Linked DNA regions of Homo sapiens: region 2 is linked to region 1. A link is an interaction called in ENCODE POLR2A ChIA-PET data of the cell type or tissue named here. Cell type or tissue: PC-3. All regions are shown on one strand. Links, peaks and the distances in the headings refer to the core of each region. The heading gives the core; the rest is flanking DNA. Region 1 overlaps CREB5 (cAMP responsive element binding protein 5). Region 2 overlaps CREB5 (cAMP responsive element binding protein 5).

Evidence for each region. Peaks named below come from ENCODE experiments on the same cell type or tissue, not always from the same donor. Only the 100,000 strongest peaks of a DNase experiment are listed, where the experiment ranks them.
Region 2: POLR2A ChIA-PET joins it to region 1 with 11 read pairs; 2 of 35 experiments call an interaction of 5 or more read pairs at or near these places.

The regions. Positions count from the first base shown.
Region 1 is chr7:28,735,802-28,744,141 of GRCh38, forward strand. The region is part of intron 7 of CREB5 (cAMP responsive element binding protein 5); the gene reads left to right. Among named protein-coding and RNA genes, the nearest start is that of TRIL, 220 kb to the right of the region's middle. In PC-3, for the core only: no CTCF peak of the experiment used is centred there; no DNase peak of the experiment used is centred there.
Region 2 is chr7:28,567,680-28,576,019 of GRCh38, forward strand. It overlaps CREB5 (cAMP responsive element binding protein 5), which reads left to right. Exons shown (of 11, transcript NM_182898.4): 5 at 2,686-2,858. Among named protein-coding and RNA genes, the nearest start is that of CREB5, 160 kb to the left of the region's middle. RefSeq lists silencers at 5,512-5,806, 6,381-6,430. In PC-3, for the core only: no CTCF peak of the experiment used is centred there; DNase peaks (open chromatin) are centred at 3,382 and 5,702; H3K27ac peaks cover 1,698 bases.

The sequences.
Region 1 (8,340 bases), core at 41-8,040:
CCTCTCTCTCTCTTTTTTTTTTTAATGGAATTTTGTTCTGTTATCCCTGCTGGAGTGCAGTGGTAGAATCATAGCTCACTGCTGCCTCAAATTCTTGAGCTCAAGCGATTCTCCCACCTCAGCTTCCCAAGTAGCTGGGACTACAGGCAGACGCCACCACGCCCAGCTATTTTTAAATTTTTTACAGAGACAGGGTCTCGCGATGTTGACCAGTCTCAAACTCCTGGCCTCAAGCGATCCTCACATCTGGGCCTCCCAAAGCTCTGGGATTACAGGCATGAGCCCCAACACCTGGCCCCGTGTGCTTGCTATGTGGTAAGGAGTCAGCAAGGAACTACACACAAAGCACTATATGGTTTTTTGTTTGTTTGTTTTGTTTTGTTTTGAGACAGAGTTTTGCTCTTGTTGCCCAGGCTGGAGTACAGTGGTGTGATCTCGGCTCACTGCAACCTCCGCTTCCCAGGTTCAAGCATTTCTCCTGCCTCAGCCTCCCGAGTAGCTGGGATTACAGGCATGCACCACCACGCCCGGCTAATTTTGTATTTTTAGTAAAGACGGGGTTTCTCCATGTTGTTCAGGCTGGTCTCGAACTCCCGACCTCAGGTGATCCGCCTGCCTCAGCCTCCCAAAGTGCTGGGATTACAGGCGTGAGCCACTGCGCCGGACCCCACACAAAGCACTCTGTGCACTTACATATATTATCTTCTTTAATTATCCCACTCTCCTATGAGGTGGGTGTCCTCATTTTTGTAGACAAATGAACTGACGTACAGGGGACAGTGCCCAGGATCATTTAGCCAGCAAGTGGCCAACAAGGATTTGAACCCAGCTCTGGTTTCAAATCTCACATTCTTAGTAACCCTAGAGGACTAGCTGACCCTTCCATGCTGTCTTTGCTTTGGTTACCTTAAAGCAACGTGGTGACTGGATTTCAGGAGGTGTGGACGCATGGAAGCAGTGACAATTAGCCAGCAAATATTTATTATCCATGTCAGCTATGTACTTAGGCTCTCTCTCTCTCTCTTTTTTTTTTTTTTTTTAACAGTAGGCCCCTGATGTTCCTCTGTGGGTTTTTCCTGGCCATGTAATGAATCCCTAGAACCGTGCATGGAGCACATCATTTCCCTGAACCCAGGGCAACAAGTGGGGAACACAACCACACTGTAATCCTGACCCCAGATGGAGGGCCAGGCTGATCATCCTGTTCCCACCCAGACCTGTGGAGCAAATGCAGCTCAAATCTATACCCCAGTGGAAGCTCAAATCACTATAGGTCATGGAATTTGGGGGTTATTTTTTAATATTTGAAATCTTGAATGTTAAATTGGAAAATACCAAGTCTCTGTATCATTAACAATAATGTTAATAATGACCACTAGCTCATATTTTAAGAACTAGGAAATGTTTTCATACCTTTCACATAGACAGTAGGCTACCTTTTCAGGAAAACCACAGCTCTCAGTTGGAATTAAGAATAAAATTTTTTGCTGTTGTTGTTCTTTTTAAGAAGCAAGGTGAGGCATTGATTGAAAACAAAAACAAGGAATCAGACTGCCTAGCTTCAGATCTAGCTGCACCTCCTGGTTTCTTCCCCCCTCTGTTCCTCATTTCCCCATTGACAAAATGGGGATAATTTTTAAAGATTAAATGAGGTAACAGAGAAATCATTTAGCACATAGTAATTTCTCTCTCTCTCTCTCTCTCTGTGTGTGTGTGTGTATATATGTATATATATACGTATATATATATATATATATATATATATATATATATATATATATATATATTTTTAACTCCTGTTTCAAAGGATACTTCTGTTTCTTTTACTGGTTTAATTCATATGGTTTAAAACATACTTGTTCAAGGTGCATAGTCTCAGGAAGGAGAAAACTGAGACTAAGAGAGATTAAGTAACTTACTTTAGATCATTCAGCAAAGATATGGTAAAAATCAGTTCTAGCATTCAACTCCTAGCTTTGATTAATGGACTTAGTTACCATGTCCTTTGTAGAGACTTGGATAGAAAAACTCATGGGAGTTATACAGCTGTTACATTGAATTCACCAATTAATTAATTGAAATATGAAAAAGTAAATATGACTTTTAAGATTTTTTACAAATAGTTCAAAATTTATTTTAGAAAACAGAGCTCAGTGCAGTATATTTTCAAATTGTAAACACATGTTATTGTTTTATGGTTTGTTAGTTCACAAGCTTATAAGTACAAAAACACTTTATAACATTAAACCTGTTAATGTTAAAATATTAGGGCTAAAATTGCACAGAAGACTAAATTCTCACCAAGAAATATATATTAAATTCCACCACCTAAAATAGATTTTTACTATGTCTGTGCAAATTACTTTGAATTATCCAAATATTTGGAATACGTCTAGCCCTGAGACTTAATTATCTAGGTACCCTAAAATGACATGAATCATGCCATGCCAACTTTTGGCATTATTTTTTCCTAAACACCTAGGATCATTTTTGGTTTGCATAAGAGTTTCCCTTATGCTTTGCAAGTGTACTTGGAATAAAGCTAGCAAAGGAGCAAGAACTCCCCAGGCCCTTGGATGGATGTGGTTCGGTCTCGAGGACATGGTTCAGTAGGCTCTTTGCCAACACACCCTCTGGAACAACCGTACCCATGATAACAGAGTGTAAAAAACCTGATTATTTTCAAATCTGATGAATGAGTTCAGCTGTTCGGTAGACCAGTATGGGGTATGTGAGAACATGGGATCACAGCAAAAAGCATGTTTATCTCACTCCGTCATTGCAGTGAACTTTATCTCCTGGGAATTTTCTTAAAGGGCAAGTCTGGACAAAGTCATGGCTTAATGACCAGAGAGTCTACAAGCGAGTTGTTCCTGTGTTCCAGTGAAGCAGAAGGCAGGGCCTGAGCTTGTGAGGAAAGATGAGCTAAAGAACTGCGTATGCTCCTTAGACAAAGATAATTTGTCACATCACCACCATTCATCTCTTAGTTCCCAGCTCACTGTTCCAACAAGTCTGTTTTGTAGATTTCTTATATATTAAAAAATGTCTCTAGCCGTCCACTGAGCAATCAGTTCATTCATTCATCCTTTTCCTCCCGAAATATTTATTGAGCACTTTTAAAATACCAGTATTACACCTGGTTCTCAGAGATACAATGATAAATAAGCTATAACTTAAGACTCAAGAACTTACAGTCCAATAAGAAAATCAGGTAAATAAATAGAAAACTAAGTATGTTGTGATAAATATTATGATAAAGTCAAGCACAAGGTAAGCTCCTAATCTACCTTCATACTGATGGCTGGGAGGTGTCTAGAGTGGTTCTTCAGCAAGACTTCTCAGAAGAGTCAAGGTCCTGTGCTCTTCAATACAGTAGCCTAGTGGCTACCTGTGGCTAGGTTAAGTTTTAAATACATGAAGATAAAATAAAATTTAAAAATCAGTTATGAGTTCCACTATCCACATTTCAAGCGCTCAATAACTACATGAGGTCAGAGGCTAGCATATGGGCCCACATAGATAAGGAACATTTCCATCGTGTCTGTTCAGTAGCGCTGGTCTCAGCAGATCTGAAAGGTGAGAGGGGAGGGGTTTTGGAGGGAGAATACAAAGAGTGAGCTGAAACCTGGAGATACTGGGGAAAAACAGCACTAAATAACTGTTTTAAAATAACAAGTTATTTTTAAAAACATATGTATTTATTCAAGAAGCATTTATTATTTGTGCTAACAAGCTGCGGGTTTTGCAAAGATGCTTAAACACAGTCTCAGCCTCTAAAGAACTTACATTTTTATGGGCAAGGTAGGGGTCATAAAATATTACCAGAAAAGCATATTCGAGTTTAGAGGACAGACTGGTTAGTTCAAGTGTGAAGCAGTGAGTGGGAAAAGGAGAATTTGGAGGGAGGCTCAGGCTAGGCTTCATTCTTCCTGAAGTTGTTGTTTATGACTTGGGTCTTGATGAGCTGTAAGGATTCAGACAGGGCAGTGGCATTAAATTCCTTACCTTGGTTAAAAAAAGAAACATTCAAGTTTCACAGAGTTCTTACAGCTTTAGGGTCCAGCAAGCAACTGGGAAGCTGAGGCTCTCCCCACTGGCATATTCATTAATGTCTTTCTACTGGGACTGCCCCTTATACAATAGAGATCTCATTCGGCCGTGCCAACTTACACGGAATAGTCTCCCTTCTAAATGGTGTTCCGTGGATTAGTTTAGGGAAGCCTGAGCCAGATCTTGTTTGCATTAGGTGGCTGAAAAAAGGAATGGGGGTGGGGGTTTAAGGATTATGCAAATCACTGGCTGATATGTAGGTTGGAAACTGGAGACATGTGAAAGCAGCTTTTATGCACCAATAGGTAAGGGAACTAGGAAACATTTCTAGGTGAACTATGGGGTAGCTAACTTAGGCAGATCGAATGAAATTGTCAGGAAACAACTAGATAAATTTATGAATTTTGTTCTCTGAATTGTATAATTCAGGTCTTATGAAACTCATCCCTGGCCATTTATTCCCTGATTTCTTGGTAGCAGAATCTGTTCCATGACCACTTTCCCTTTCTGTTTGGTATTTTTCCTCTGCTGGGAGTGTCTGCGAAGTGCAGGTGAGGTCTTGCTTATCACAAAAGCCACTTGGTCCTCCATTTCTAGGGGTACGATGTTCTCTGTTGTTTGGGAAACACCAGTCTCAGAAATCCTTTTGAAGGAATTCTCCCAGTCACCCAGGAAGAGAAACATTCAAGAGAATGACAGAAAAGGATCGTCTTAGCAAAAAAAATTATAGCCTGTGCTGAGAGGAAAGTTGAGATCAGGTCTTTAGAAACTGTGTAACATGATGATGAGTGAAAAAAAGGAAAAAACAGTTTTCCAGATCCCTCTTTAAAATCTCCTCTGAAATGGGGTAACCAAGGCTTGCGTCTTCGTTCTTTTCCGGTAGAAAAATCCTTCTGTTAAACTCATGTAACCCTTTGAAAAATAAAAAGGTGATTAGAAAGATGGTATGAATTATTTGAAAGAAAAAGGAAATTTTATTTTTTTCATTGTTACTTGATATGTGACTTTAAAATTTTAATTAAATGTAGTTGGATATTTACTCAGGCAAAAAAATATCAAAAGGACATATTCTACCTGGATAATATGTTTTTAGTTTCTCAGGACCAATAATACATTATGAACGTATTACCTGGCCATGCAGGGATTTTTTTTTTTTTTTCAACCTTGTTAAATTAACTGATTTCTACTTGACTAAAGGTTGTTGAGTTACCAAAAATGTTGTGGAATTGAGCACAGTTCAGGAGGTTTTACAATGCTTCCCCTGGAATTCCAAGGTAGATCTTCCACAAACACTTCCATTAAAAACAGGCCTCCGTGCGCACTCATGGGTGGTGTTCCCAAAGTGTGTTTAAAAGTCAGTCATTCAGAACTCAAAACACAGTTTTCCTCACAAGAAATGTCAGAGATGGTTACTTTCCCAGGGCTGCCCACAAAAGCCTTTTATTCCATAACGTATCTGAAAGAGCCTCCCTCCATCTGTTGAGGGAAGAATGAAATAGTACTGGACAGAAATCCACCCCAGCCACCCCCACCCTGCCATCCCTGAGGACAACACTTTTTATTTGCTGAGGCAGCCACCTGGACTTCAGGGAGAAAGAAAGGAAACACATCTCTCTCTGAGTGGATTCTATCTCTGAAGCCATCCCTGGAAGAGTCCTTTGTAGAGTGAATGTTTATCAGCCGAGATGTGTTTCTTTCCTTTGAGATAGCTCCATACCAACAATTAAGTACGTTTTGAACTTTCTCTTCTTTTATTACCATGATCTTCGTCATGACTGTTCTGCACCATTACTGGATTTCGAAACCAGAGGAATGATGATCGTATGACAATCAAAATTAATATCCCTTGGATTCATTGTTTAGCAAGGGCACGGATCTCCCACCAGCCAAGATATATCCATTTCATAGCCCTTAAACATAGCCATAATGTAAGCCAGGCATGGTGGCTTACACCTGTAATCCCAGCACTTTGGGAGGCCAATGCAGGTGGATCATGAGGTCAGGAGTTCGAGACCAGCCTGGCCAACATGGTGAAACCCTGTCTCTACTAAAAATACAAAAATTAGCCAGGCGTGGTGGTGTGCGCCTGTAGTCCCAGCTACTTGGGAGGCGGAGGCAGAAGAATTGCTTGAACCCGGGAGGCGGAGGTTGCAGTGAGCAGAGATCACACCACTGCACTCCAGCCTGAGCAACAGAGTGAGATTCCCTCTAAAAAAAAAAAAAAAAAAAAAATCCATAGTGTGGTGTTCTCACATTTGATTAACATATTATGACTTTTTGATGTCTGAGTAATTGATTCTTATTACCATTGAAACCAGAGATGGGAGTGATGGAAATGACCTACAGAAGGATTAAATCTACCCACTGCAAGGGCTGAACTAATTGAAGCAATTCTATGTGCTTACTTCATATTAGAAAATGAGCAAACCCGGCCGGGCGCGGTGGCTCACGCCTGTAATCCCAGCACTTTGGGAGGCCGAGGCGGGCAGATCATGAGGTCAGGAGATCGAGACCATCCTGGCTAACATGGTGAAACCCCATCTCTACTAAAAATACAAAAAATTAGCCAGGCATGGTGGCAGGTGCCTGTAGTCCCAGCTACTCGGGAGGCTGAGGCAGGAGAATGGCGTGAACCTGGGAGGCGGAGCTTGCAGTGAGCCGAGATGGCGCCACTGCACTCCAGCCTGGGCCACAGAGCAAGACTCCGTCTCAAAAAAAAAGAAAAGAAAAGGAAAGAAAAGAAAATGAGCAAACCCTTCATCTCCTCCTCATCATTACTAACACCAACATTGTCTGACATTTTTGTCCACCTAGAAATTGTATTCATGATTTCTTAAAACATAAGTTACTCACTAATCCTCATTCACCTCTCAGGATATACTTGGGAAATTTTCAAGTAGTATCACACACTGTTGCTTTTTCTTATTTTGCTTTTTTTTTCTTTTGAGATGGAGTTTCACTCTCGTTGCCCAAGGTGGAGTGCAATGGTGCGATCTTGGCTCATTGCAACCTCTACCTTCCAGATTCAAGCGATTCTCCTGCTTCAGACTCCTGAGTAGCTGGGATTACAGGTGTGCACCACCATGTCCAGCTAATTTTTTGTATTTTTAGTAGAAATAGGGTTTCACCATGTTAGTCAGGCTGGTCTTGAACTCCTGACCTCAAGTGATCTGCCGGCGTCGGCCTTCCAAAGTGCTGGAATTACAGGCATGAGCCACCGTGCCCAGCTTATTTTGCTTTTACTAATCGAGTGTTGAGACTTGGATGACAGTGTAGGCCCTAAGGTGCTATATAGCTCATTGTCCCTGGTGATTCAAGGCTATTTTTTGCCAAAACATGGCAGGGAGGAAACCCAGGGAAGTGGACATTAGAAAACTTAGAAAAAGATTTGTCTCTATCCGACTGCAGTGGCTCACGCCTGTAATCCCTGCACTTTGGGAGGCTAAGATAGAAGGATTGTTTGAGGCCAGGAGTTTGAGACCAGCCTGGGCAACCTGGTGAAACCTCATCTCTACAAAAAATACAAAAATTAGCTGGGTATAGTGGTGTGCACCTGTAGTCCCAGCTACTTGGGAGGCTGAAATGGGAGGATCACCTGAGCCCAGGAAGTCAAGGCTGCAGTGAGCTGTGATTGCACCACTACACTCTAGCTTGGCATCAGAGTGAGACCCTGTTTCAAAAAATAAAAAAGAAAGAAAACGAAAAGCTTAGGAAACTGTTTGTTTCTGTATTGGTTTGTTAGCGATATCCCAACAACATACCGCAGACTGAGTAGCTTAAACCACAGAAATTCATTTCTCCAGTCTCAAAATTCTGGAGGGTGGAAGTCCAAGATCAAGGTGTCAGTGGGGTGATTCCTCCAGAGGGCTGTGCGGGGAAGAATCTGTTTCAGGCCTCTCTCCTTGGCTTGTAGATGGCCAACTTCCCCCTGTGTCCTTCCCCGGTCTTTCTTCTCTGCTGTGTCTGTGTCCTAATCTCCTTTTCTTTTTTTTTTTTTTTTTTTTTTTTATTATACTCTAAGTTTTAGGGTACATGTGCACATTGTGCAGGTTAGTTACATATGTATACATGTGCCATGCTGGTGCGCTGCACCCACTAATGTGTCATCTAGCATTAGGTATATCTCCCAATGCTATCCCTCCCCCCTCCCCCGACCCCACCACAGTCCCCAGAGTGTGATATTCCCCTTCCTGTGTCCATGTGATCTCATTGTTCAATTCCCACCTATGAGTGAGAATATGCGGTGTTTGGTTTTTTGTTCTTGCGATAGTTTACTGAGAATGATGG
Region 2 (8,340 bases), core at 92-8,091, 170 kb before region 1:
GAGGTCTGAAGGTGGAGGCAGGGCAAGGGCATTGGCGTTAGAAAGCAGCATACAAGGCCCGATGCTGGAATGCAGCATGGTTAGTACGAGGGTAGGAAATATCTAGAATGTGGAATGAATCACATAGAGCAAGAGTGGAGGTGGTGTGAGTTGAGCTGGGAGGTAGGAAGGGTCCCACACGGACTTCAGAGGCCATACAAGGAGTGCTGACAGTGTCTTCCAAACCGATGGCTTAGGGTGTGTGTTCTGGGGAGTGGGTGGGAGGGGAACCTCACAAATGCTGTGTGTAATGTGATCACTTTTGCATTTTGAGATCACAGTGGCTATAGTATGGGAAAAAGGAGGAAAAGAAGCCAGAGTGCATGAAGGAGAACATTGTCTAGACAAGGATAGAAGATGATGGCAGTTGGTTATAGGTTGGTGGAAGGATGGACGGAAAGATTGGAAGAGATGAGGGACACTTAGTTAAATTTGTAGGACTTGGAAACTGCCTAAGAGGGTGATGGAAAAGAGGCATCCAGGATAATTCAAGGAGAGTCATATGTCTTATATTTTTCTTTGCGAATTTAAAGATTGTGATCTTAAAAATTAAATTGTACAGCATCAATAATTCTAAAAGGAGAGTCAAAAATGGTTCTGTGCCTTGGATCTATTATTGATAGAGTAGGTGACTATGAACAAGATGAAAAATGTTAAGTGTCTTTGAACTTAAACAATGGACTAAATGGTACCTATAGTTTCTGACCTCCTCAAGACCCAGGGAAATAAGTTTGTCAAGGTTCAGTTTCAAAAGAAATAACACAAATCATTTTTAGTCCAATTCTCTAAATCTCTAGATCCTATAAAAAAACGAAAGTGTGTTCCTGCACTGCCACCAATGCACATTGCCATTTCCTTTCATCCTACTTTACCCAATCATAGTGTTTTCCCACATCAGAAAAATTTTCCAGTGTATAAGAGAAGCCTTTGGACTGTGAGTATATATAAGCCTGTTCCTGCCTTTGGGGTCCCACAACGACACAGTAGGCTCACAGTCTAAGCCAGGTGCCCAGTTTCCATCTGGACTCCTGACAAACTGTGTGGTCAGGATTTAGAAATCAGAAACCTGGGAAAGGTGCAATGTGATGGACACAGCCACCCCAAATACCGTATATGTTATCACCATCGTTTAACACGTAGTGCAGGAAATCCTTTTCTTTGCCAAAGAACTTCAAAGGACCACTTCTAGTTCTCTTGGGTAACATTTATTTTTTCTTTGCTAACACCAAAGCGCAGACAGATACATATTTTTTCTTTAGTAAATTGCTAGTGGCACTCCATTTTTTTCCCTCCCATCTTCAACCCATTGTCCAATAGACCTCTTAAATTTCCCCACCCTTCTAGGCTGAAGAGCTGTATCTTGCCACTTATAAAGACTTACTTATTGCCCTTACCTATTACTTTGTTTGGCCAAGCACTTTCTCTTTCTTTTCTTTTCTTTTTTTTTTTCTTTTTTAGAGACAGAGTCTCACTCTGTCCCTCTGTCTGTAATGTGGAGTGTAGAGGTGTAATCCTGGCTTACTGCAGCCTCAAACTCCTGGGCTCAAGTGATCCTCCTGCCTCAGCCTCCCAAAGTGCTGACATTACAGGCATAAGCACTACACCGCTTTCTCTTTCTTTATTGGGTTCTAAATTTCTTTCTCACCTTTCGGTCCCAATGTGTTGATCAGCCTTCTCTGCTCAGTGTGAATTTTCTCTGGGTGTCTGAGTAACTTTCTTTTCTATGAAGACCTATCTCGCATATTTTACTTACTTTTGAATTTTAAACATATAAGCCTTCATTTGAAGGCATCAGAAATAAATACATGATATTAGGTCCTATAAGTGACTCAGACATCTCATGTTCTTTCACTGGTTTATTCATGCTATTAATATACATCTGTGGAATGCCTACTATGGTCCAAGCACCACGGGATAGAGTTGTGAATACAAACATCCTATGTTCCAGAGGAAAAGACATGGAACAAGTAACTAGACGCTTGATTATTGTTCTGTGTTTCCATTACTCCATGCATTGTGAGAGATGGATTTTATGAAAATACAGCAGAAAGCGGCAACTCTTATTCTGATCGTTGGATCCCATATGTCTTGTCATGTATTCCAATCACGCATCCTCATTCCACAGGTTGTTGAGCTTGTGTCCTCAGTCCTGAGATTATGATTTGGAAAGGTAGTCGTTTTCTTAAAAAATGTATATATATGGTTGGGCACTCTTATAGGACTAAAAATGAAAGGGAAAAAGCCAGTGTGCTTGTCATGCAAAGCAGGATGCAGAGTGACTATTCACTAAATCACAGTATTATGCACTTACCACAAAAATCATTTTCAAATCTGATATTCATCCTTCAAGTCAGAGAAGGCAGGCACTAAATATCTCTGATGCAAACCTCACATCAGGATGGCAGCAGAGTGGTAAGGAAACTTTAAGGCATTTTCTCACATGCTTTACTCTAAGGGTGAGTAGTTATTTTTCATCTCCTCGTAGCTGTATGTTATAACAAGATGAATGGGCCTATGGCTTGCCGGAAGCCATAACTCTCTATGTAGTTGACATGACTAGATTCCCAGTTTTGGCCTTTGAGAGCTTGAGAGTAGAATAAAAACATTGACTCCTCCTGACCTTTCCCCTGTGTCTTCTCTGGGCAGAATATCTCGATGCATAATGCAGTTGGTGGGGCCATGACGGGGCCCGGAACTCACCAGCTTAGCAGCGCTCGGCTGCCCAACCATGACACCAACGTTGTGATTCAGCAAGCCATGCCGTCGCCTCAGTCCAGCTCTGTCATCACTCAGGCACCTTCCACCAACCGCCAGATCGGGTAAGGAGCCCTCCTTGGCTGCCCCTGGGTCCTGGCTGGAACTCAGGAAATGTCCTGGACTTCCTCCTGGTTTCTGGTGCTCAGATTGGTTGGTTTTTCTGGCTGTCATGATATTGCCTAGAGCTCAGAGTGATGCTTTTGATGGGAGAAGGGAGGAGTCTCTGCTTGGTAGAAGCTGTTTTGATCTTGGACTTTGGGTGGTAGGGGTAGGGTGGGGAGCAAGTCATTCTGTGTCATCATTTCTTCAGACAAGATTTATGAACTTTAAGATGACTGTGGGAAAACCCATGGTTGTTATGGAGACCAGAGTATAGTGCGCAGAACAAACATGGTGGAGGGAAGTTCTACCAGCTCAGCCTTGTCTCCAACAGAGTGTGCCCTTCCCTTCCTGGGAGCTGCCACACTCATCACCTCATCTTCTGTGTACAGCAATCCCTCCCTGTCCGTGAGAGATAAATTCCAAGCTGCCCAATGGATACCTGAAAGTGCAGATAGTACCAAACCCTGTGTGTGATATGTGTTTTCCATCTGATAACTGAGATAGCTATTAAGTGACTACTGGGTGGGGCGTGTCCACAATGTGGACACGGTGGACAGGAGGGATGATTCACATCCTGGGGGGCATAGCTTGGGACAGCATGAAGTTTCATCATGCTACTCAGAATGGTGAGCAGTTTAAAACTTGTGAATTGTTTATTTCTGGAATTTTCCTTTTAATATTTTTGGACCACGATTAACTGAAACTGTAGAAAGCAAAACCACGGATAAGGGGGACCACCATATTTCCACAGTCGTCCCGCCCTCTGCTTATTCTTCCCTGCTTCTCCTTCTTGTAACTGCCTCCTTACTAGCCCTCTCCTTCCTGTTACTGCCTCCTTATTAGCCCTCTCCTTCCTCTACATTGGTCCATGCTGATTTCTGGAGTAGACAAAGCAAAGAAAGCAGGCCCCTCTCTCTCATTTATGCAAATGGTCAATACTGAGGCATTGAGGAAAAATTGGTAGAAAGATCCTGTCATTGAACACCAGATACTCCATGTCATGTGATGGAAAGAGCTTTCCCTTCTGGGTATCCTGTGTTAGCTCTAGCCCCTCGCAATGTGCCAAGTGTGGTCTGAGGATCCGCAGCGTGGGCATTTCCAGGGAGCTTCTCAGAAACGCAGAATCTCTGGCCCAGCTTCCTTATCCCCAGAATGAGGATGGTGTCTGCTCTTTCCAGCCTCATGAGAGTAAAGATGAAATAAAAGATTTAAGAGCACATGGGTTCTTAGGAAGAAAAGGTAATAACTTTAAGCCAAAGAGCTGTGATACAGTTCTGTTGCTGGTCGCTGAGAACTGGCTGCTCTATGCTTCCAGAATTCTGTTTAAAATGAGAAGGGGCGCTTGCTGTGTTTGGTATGTGCATCAACATTCTGTTTGAATTTTCAGTCAAATATTGGAAGTGATAATTAAAAACTTAGAAACTGCTCCACAATTTGTCAGTAGGTCTTTTCCCTCTTGTTTTTCGGTGTTATAAGAATTCCAGACCTGCAGGGAACACTGGCTTATTCCTCCCTAGGATATTCCAGAAGGGGCACCTTGTCTCACATTTTCAACTTACCAGGAATGGCTGTGATACGTTAAGACCCACCTTAAGAAATGAGAGTAATGGGTAATGGGTAATGACCATTTTGTGAGTTTGCTGTGGGTGCGTTTGGTTTTCTATTCAAGAAACAGAACATTAACCTGGCCCTTCGAATGCTCGGCTTTGTTGAAAGGAGTCAATGCTAGGTTGGTAAGTGTCTCTGCTAAAGATTTCTTTTCTTCTCAAATGACCATGAGAGCAAATGTTGCTGCTATCTAAATCAAGAACCCATAGAGTGCTAAGAGGGTGGAGTAGATTCATTAAAGACAGCATCTAAATCTCCAGGGACTTCTCTCAAGTGGCTTGGCTTTCAGCAGACAATTCACAGTTATGCCAGCTAATTATAATTATTTTATTTTTCTTTCAAGGGGAAAAAACATAAAATGTGCTAGAGTTTACTAGCAGTTTTACAGCATTCCTTCCCCCCTGGAGTTCTCCTGCCTCCCTCTCCCTGCCACCCCCCACCAACTACCCTTTTGGAGGCCCTTAGTATTCAGCCATTGTTAGCACAAAGCTGGTCTTTATGAAACAGTCTTTTGAGGGCTAGCAATAAAGTTTAAGATGAGTGCTGACTCTGTTGATAATTTACCCAGCTGGCCCAGGACTGTACATTTGGGTGACATTTGTAGGCTGTGTCACCATGCCTGGATGGAGGCGGGTGTTTCTGTGGTATGGACGCCTTTTGGACACACTCCATCTTCCCATTTATTCTCCAGCCTGGGGTGTTGTGTGTCGCTCCTGGTGTGTTCTAGGAGATAATTGTCACTTTTAGGACTCTGTCTCATTGCCAAGCCCGAGGGAGGCTATTTCTTTTATTCAGATTCCTCCCTGGTGTGTTTGCCATGTTGATTCAAACCCACACATCTTGTCGTTTCCATTTTTCTCCATCCAAAACCTTGCCCGGATGATCCTGGAGACTCAGCAAGAAATAACCCAACCCATCTCACCAGTGGATTCAGTATGAAACTCTAGGTGGTAACATTTGGGGACGGTTGACTCTTTTATTTCTCTCAGGAAAGAGGAAATGAGTACTTATTTGAAAACACGAGTTCCCTCTGGAGACTGTGTCTTTAAATGAGCATTTGAAATTGCAGATAGCTTTTTTTTTACTTTATTTTTTTTGAGGCTGCACAGAACCATATTGTAGTAATATTCTGATTTTTATCACAACCTCAAATATTTAAGTGTCAAAATCTGGCCAAGCCACCTGCAAATGTTTGCCATGGCTACTGGCCAAGAAAAACAGCAAACAGCAATGAAAGTCTTCATTCAGGCTCAGTGCTTAAGCTGCATCCAGCCAGAAAGGCTGGGACCCACCTGTGCCCACGCATAGTGCTCTTGTGCTGCGGCCAGCGGGTGTGTTCATGGCTGAGACTTTGTGGGAGAAGGGGCCACCTGGCTCCTGCTCCCCCCTCTTCCCTTCCCTTCTATCAGTGCTTGGCTGCTGCAGGCAACCCCAAGTTTTCGCTCTTCTCTGTCTCCCTCTTTTCACAGTACAAAATTTAAGCTTGGAGGCTTGAATGTATTGAGAGAGCTATCAACATAAAGGACTTGAAAATGGGAGTAGTGCCAGTTATCAGGGAGGACTTTGGGGACAAAGGGTAGGCATCCTCATAAGCATTTGATTTTCATGCTTTTTGAACAGGCACTGAGCCAAACCAGACCAAAATGAGTGCAAATGCAAAAATCCAAAGAAGTAATGTTAAAAGGAAGTAGACAAACAACACGTGCAACTTCCATTCCATACCACAGCAATCCATACCATGCCCTGCGCTCAATTCTGTGAAAGTAGTGCCATTACCTCAATAGAAACCAGAGGTAAATATAAATATCTCAAATTGCTCTTGTGTGGTTGGGCAGACTAGAAAAACACACAGCTATGGAGAGTGTGGGAGGCATCCCCAAACTAGTGACTACTTGTGCTTAGTCAAACTGGCAGACGCTCTGCCGGGAAGAGTGTCTTTGGCTGATTGATGGTAGCGTTTTCAGAGATAAGTTTCCCAGATGGAAAAAAAGAGTGAGCCATGGGCTGTGGGGAAGACAAGTGAGACAGAAAACAAGCATGTATTAAATAGAGATAAAATCGATCCAGCCTTGAACCAAATATGTGGCAGAATCCAAACAGTATCTCTCCTCCAGTCATTTTTATTAGCTATCATGTAACAGGCTCATTAATTCAGGATCAAGTCAGCAAAGCCTGGGAAAATGGCAGAAGGGTAGGTAGCACTACTGGAAGTTAACACACTCTCTCTGTCTCTTTGTTTCTTATCATCTAAGACATTTTTGTAGGAGTCAATAATCCGTTGAGTAGATGGCTATAATCTTAATAGATCCCAGCTTTCTTAACTAAGTTGATTCTTCTTTATGGATAAGTGATAGTATATAATTTACACTCAGTAATTCTTCAGGAGAGCAATGAAGATAATATGGAATTTGGAGTTCTACAAGAATGGATATCAGTACAGAGCTCTGACGGGTTATGGGAGACGCTTCCAAAATATTCTACATATTTTTTTCTTACCTTTTACTTCTTTGTAGGGCACTGGCCAAATATATCTAACATTAGAATATACAAATGTGGAGTATTCTGGTTAAGAGAATGAATTGGCCAGCTGCATCAGGAAACTCAGAAATATGTTCAACAGAATGCATATATGAAGACATTTACGTAAAAAAACCCTCCCTGATTTTACACCAATTTTAATCCTGGAACATATATTTCCACATGATGCGTAACTTAGGCATTTGGTTATAAACCCTATTTGCATGGGGCTGTAGCTAGACAACAGAGACATAAAACTTAGCCAGAAATTTATATAAAATATCATAGAAGAAAATCTTGTTTTATGTAAAGATGAAAAGGTGCCAAGACTTATAAATTGTACCTCCTCTTACCTTTTCTGTGCCTCTTTATCCCTTTTCTCTTTGCAATCCCAGATGCTATGTGTCATGCAGAATATTAGATGTAGTTCAATGGACATGGCTGAGGAAAACAAACAAGCAAACAAAGAAAAATAATAATAAAAAGAAAAGCTGATTACATCTCAAAATTTGTTGGTGGCAGAAGCAATGCTACGAGTCATGTGGCTTTGCTGTGTGAGTTCACGTTCCTGCCCAGTGTTCCCTCAAGATGGGAATGTTAATACATTTGAGGGTTTTGTGTCATTGTTGCTGGGGGTGGGGAAAGAACAGTAGAGAAGTGGGTAAATGATGCCATCACTGAAGGTCATGGCTTAAAGAAGACCTAAATGACAAAGCAGCTTACAGGTTAAGAATGTGTTTGCCCTGTCAATGCATATGCGTATGAATCTATTTTTAAGAGCTTCCTAAAGCTCCTCAAACCAAAGTGAGCATGAGTAAGACTGTCGCTATCTACCACAGGCTAATGCTGGGGATATTCAGGCCAGCCTCCTTCCTGCTGGAGACAGCGGGGCAGCAGGTCCCGGCTTGTCACTGGTCCTCAGCCCTTAGCCAGGACAACTTGAAGCCCCTTTGAGTAATGCAGACCAGAAGTCATTATTTCCTGCTTTGTGTTTTGCTGAATATCACGGCTATGAACATAGCTTTATTGTTGGAAAGTTGCTGTATCTTTCACAGCCCCGAGAACATTTACGAGGGCCCTTCTGGGGGATGCTTTCTGGGAGGGTTGACAGACTTAACCATATGGCTCCCGTTAAATCCCATGCAGAGCCTTGAGAAATTACCTCTGACAAGGGGGCCGGCAGCCTTCCACTCACGGGGTTTTATGTGTGGAACGAAACATAAAGTACTGATACTTGAGGAAATATAATGTTTCTTAACATTCAAAAGTTGTAACACCACATGGTATTGTGGTCAGATGAAGGGGGTAGAGCCAGAA